Linked DNA regions of Homo sapiens: region 1 is linked to region 2. A link is a loop called in an ENCODE intact Hi-C map of the cell type or tissue named here. Cell type or tissue: dorsolateral prefrontal cortex. All regions are shown on one strand.

Region 1 (2,500 bases), 120 kb before region 2:
CTGGGTACAAGGACCACATAACAGTATGGTGCTTAAATTTTCCCCTTTTCTTGAAAAGTTGCTGCAAAGCGCTCCCCTCCTAAGTTCTGGCCCCGTCTTTCCGGGACTGTATTAGAAGTGCAAGCAGGGCCTCTCCTAACTGTGGACCAAACAGGCACTGGGAGACCCCACTGACACTTTCCCTGAATACCTCGCATCTTCCTCTGAGCACTCAGCTACCCAGTGTGTCTGATACCCATGGTGATTTGGGTATGTGGGTGGATCCAAGCAAGACAAAAGTTTGCTGTTCCTGAACACACACTTGAAAAGTGGTAAGGTCTCAACAAATTCATAAAAGTGAGTTCAGTATGTTATCATTAGGGGGAGTAGTAGGAAAGTGGTAGGAGGTCTGTTCAACAGTGGAAGGTTGGAATCAGACAGTAACAGCCACAGAGAAGGTAGTCAAAGGGTGGTTGCTGTCATCAGACCAGGCTCTCCTGCCCACCAACCGCAGGCCACAATCCCAGCCCTTCTCTCTGATGTCAGGAGCTGGGGAGCATCTGCCTTGCCAAGCCTTGTGCGATCGGCTCCTGGCAGCCTCACACCTGGTAGGATGAGGGACGGGGAGTGAGCCAGAGCCCCTCTGCTAAGCATAACTTTGGTAAGTGGGCAGCCTGCCCCTGAAGAATCAATACTGACAGAGCACTGCTGCCTTCCCTGCTGACCACACAGGGACTACGGGACCTTTCTCGGCTTTGGCACCCTAGCCACACGATGCCCCAGAACCAGTTTCTACTCAGCTCTGGGCTCTCCCACCACTGTCAGTGAATGAGATCAGAGTGAATCCAGCCGTACGTCACTCCTTAATACATTCAAAAGCACAGAGGACGTCCCTGGATGCAAAATCAGGAGAGGGTAGGAGCCCTGGAAGGGAATATCCTGCCCAAGTGCAGTACTTCACTATAATTATTACAGTAATACACTATTTCTGTTTAAGACCATTTCAAAGGGCACTAACTGGCATAAAGTAAAATAAGTCTGCTTCCTCCCCACACCTAGCTGCACTCTCTAGGGACCACCATGTATAGCTTCTGGTATACCTTTCAGAAATTTTCTATCCTAGTGTATTCTGTTGAATGCATGTGCAAGGATTTTACTTATAGATCATTCAACTAACAATAATCACTAATTTATAAAATGCATATTATTGACACTGACATTGGAGGTGGAAAAACAACTAAAAATGATAAAAGTGAACGTTTAATTCTTCCAGAGTGCAGTTTTTGAAATGACCACCAGGTGTCAGAGTTATCAACAGTAATCCCCAAATTACGACTGGAAAGTTACAAGAACAGAAAAGTGCCTGGCTGGAAATGAGACCGCGAGATTCCTCCCTTAACAGGATTCCTTGGCCCTTTGGCCCAATATTTCGTCTACTTAGTGTTGCAGGGAGGGAGGAAGGGAAGCTACAGACAAAAAAAAAAAAAAAAAAAAAATCCCCAGACCACAGATTCCCATTCAGTTGGGTACCCTTTGATCTTTAGAGAAGCTCTGTGAAAGCACTGTTAAATTTTACATGGGAAATGTAAAGGCTAGGCAGAGTCAGTCCTCCTACAGCTGCAAGGCTACTTTTGGAAGCCAGAGCTATCTCCTTCCTTCAGTAGGGGCGGAGAACAGAAGAGGACACGGACACACACACACACACACACACACACACACACACACACACACAGAGAGAGAGAGGAGGGCTCAGCTACGGCCATCCTTGTTTTAAAAGGGAAAATCCAATTCTGTTTGTAGGAGCACCTCCTAGTTTACCACCACCATCTCTTACTCACTTCCCACTGACTCCTCACATGCACTTCCTCTACCAGGCCTGACCTGCCTGCTGTCCTGAGCTGCTGACCTAGAAACATTCGACCTCCATGCTTGAGAGCAGGGTGTGGACCGTCTCCCCTCGCCACATCCAGGCTGTCGTCCAGGGGCAGTTACACCACCCTTCCTCCAGGGCAGAGGCCTGAGCGGGGTGGCCTTGCTGCTCCCACGCCCTGGCACCACATGCCTAGCTCTTGTAGAGCCAACATACCATGGAGGGCTCCAGGCGACTCCCACACAAGCCTCTTCCTGTATCTTCTTGGATCACTGATACCTGCACTGGCAGACCAGGAGAGTGAAGCAGTTACGACAAGGCCTTGTGCAAGGAGGGCACGAGAATGGCACAAGTGGCTGCAGAGTGAGCTAATGTCTTCCCTGGGAGGGCACAGCTGAAGAGTGTCAAAAAGACAGGGGGAATCTTTGGCCGGGCACAGTGGCTCATGCCTGTAATCCCGGCACTTTCGGAGGCCGAGGTGGGAGGATCTCATGAGGCCAGGGGTTTGAGACCAGCCTGAGCAACACGGTACAATCCTATCTCTACAAAAAATACAAAAATTAGCTGGGTGTGGTGGCACGCACTTATTGTCCCAACTGCTTGGGAAGCTGAGGTGGGAGGATGGCTCGAGCCCGGGAGGTCCAGGCTACT
Region 2 (2,500 bases):
CCTTATAAAATCATCAGATCTCATGAGACTTATTCACTACCACCAGAACAGTATGGGGGAAACCACCCCCATGATTCATTTATCTGCCACTAGGTCCTTCCTACAATTCATAAGAATTATGGAAGCCACAATTCAAGATGAGATTTGAGTGGCGACATAGCCAAACCATATAACCCTGTCTCGAAAAAGAAAAGAAAAGAACATAACAGAACAGAACTCAGTCTCCAGCTCCCAGCAAGCAGGAAGCCTCATTTTTGCATCTCAGTAAGGATCCTCTGACATGCAAACTTCATCTTTTTCTCCATGTTCCTACTATACATAGAGTGGTCATACATTGTCCAAACTAGAACCTTTTTGAGAGATAAAAGGAAGACACTGAACATGTGAATGAAAAATGGCCAGACCAAATGCAAAAATAGAACTCTGACTCACAATCTGCAGCAACCAGACCAGAAAACCAATATATCATCTACAAGTCAGACATGTAGGAAGTTAGATCACTATCACTAGCAAACAATCCAGGAACCCAGCAACAACCCCTGTAACAAACGGCCCCAGATGGCAAAAACTTTATTAATAAATGATAGCTTTTCTAATTTTTGGACCTGCTGTCAACATAGGACCAAAAAGAAAACCAACTGTGCATCCCAACCAAACACATAGGATGCTCTGCTAGTTCTATTTAGCCCACCTATAGCTTCCCTATGACAACAGTCTTCAGTTAGGGCGTACCTGAAGCCTTCCCCTATTCCCCACCATAAAGTTTTCCCACTCCTCTGCCTGTCTTTGAGGCTCTGCCAAAACACAAGTGATGGTGGCTGACTCCCTTGTTATAGCAAACTCTGAACAAATAGTCTTCACCTCTTCTTATGTATTTGGTCTTCATGTATTTCCACAAAGGGGATACTAGCAATAATTTTGCTGAATCAAAAATCAGGACTGTCCTGAGCAAATCTGGACATAAATCACCCTAGTTATGAAGCACAATTAGACCAGAAGCTGTTTGCTTGTGAAATACTGTATGAGGTTTAGGAGAAAGTGTGAAAGACAAAAGATAAAATACGCCACTACCACTAGGTGGGGTTACACCACCAAAGAATGGAGGATGCTTCAATTAAAAAAGGAAGTGCTTAAAGTGTATATGCACTTAGGTTACTGTTCAGTAATCTTTTTGGTTTTGATGCATGATATTGTAAATCCAAACATTGGAATCAATGTAAAATGGTCTTCAGGGCAATAATTGATGAAATAATTCCAACGAGAAATGTTCAAGCATATTATCATCTAGTATTAATTCACTTTCAATTATTGCCTTCTGCACCTGAAGCAGTAGTGAGATGAACAACACATTCCCTGCCTTTAAGAAGGAGGTGGCTGGGTGCAGTGGCTCATGCCTGTAATCCCAGCACTTTGAGAGGCCGAGACAGGCGAATCACGAGGTCAGGAGTTCAAGACGAGCCTGGCCAATATGGTGAAACCCTGTCTCTACTAAAAATACAAAAATTAGCTGGGCATGGTGGCATGCACCTGGAGTCCCAGCTACTTGGGAGGCTGAGGCAGAAGAATCGCTTGAACCCGGGAGGCGGAGGTTACAGTGAGCCAAGATCGTACCACTGCACTCTAGCCTGGCAATATAGTGAGACTCCACCTAAAAAAAAAAAGAAGAAAAAGAAGAAGAAGGCAGCATTCTAGAGTACTTCAAGTTTACATATGAATGGCTGGTTACATAATTTGTAAGACCCAGTGCAAAATGAAAATAAGGGACAGCTTATTCAGAAAGCATTTCAAGATGGCAACAGTACAGCATTAAACCACCTGTGGGGCCCTTCTGAGCACAGGGCCCTGTGTGACTGCAGAGGTCACATACCCATGAAGTCAACCCTAAGTGTAGGATAGTATTCTATGACAAATTATAGACTAATAAACTATATTGCCTAGTACATGTCATGATACTACTAGGCCTTTCAATGTGGTTGTTTATTTGTTCGTTTTTTTGAGATGGAGTTTTGCTCTTGTTGCCCAGGCTAGAGTGCAATGGCGCAATCTCAGCTCACTGCAACCTCTGCCTCCCAGGTTCAAGTGATTCTCCTGCCTCAGCCTCCCAAGTAGCTAGGATTACAGGCATGGGCCACCACACCCGGATAATTTTGTATTTTTAATAGAGACAGGGTTTCACCACATTGGTCAGGCTAGTCTTGAACTCCTGACCTCAGGTGATCCACCTGCCTCTGCCTCCCAAAGTGCTGGTAGTATAGGCATGAGCCACCATGCCTGGCCTCAGTGTGTTTTCATTCTATGTTGGACATTTGGCATGCACAGAATTACATTTCATTTTAAAAATTACTGAGCATTGACTACATTTGTACTATATGCTGTAGGGAATCTTTGCTAACATTTAATCAAGCACATAAATACCTAATCAAATTTTTTAAATGTTATAAAAAGTTAGTTATAATTCTTCCACTTTTCCCCACAAGCCTAAAGCGCAGAGCAGAGACTG

What was found. Peaks named below come from ENCODE experiments on the same cell type or tissue, not always from the same donor. Only the 100,000 strongest peaks of a DNase experiment are listed, where the experiment ranks them.
Region 1: it touches region 2 in a loop (4-fold over the local background); 18 of 110 quality-filtered maps call a loop at or near these places.

The regions. Positions count from the first base shown.
Region 1 is chr1:224,456,487-224,458,986 of GRCh38, reverse strand. It overlaps a transcript of CNIH3 not described here. Among named protein-coding and RNA genes, the nearest start is that of WDR26, 23 kb to the right of the region's middle. In dorsolateral prefrontal cortex, a CTCF peak has its summit at 1,273 (motif pointing right); no DNase peak of the experiment used is centred here; H3K27ac peaks cover 1,884 bases.
Region 2 is chr1:224,332,101-224,334,600 of GRCh38, reverse strand. No RefSeq gene overlaps it. Among named protein-coding and RNA genes, the nearest start is that of NVL, 3.2 kb to the right of the region's middle. RefSeq lists an enhancer at 260-554. In dorsolateral prefrontal cortex, CTCF peaks have their summits at 887 and 1,094 (motif pointing right); no DNase peak of the experiment used is centred here.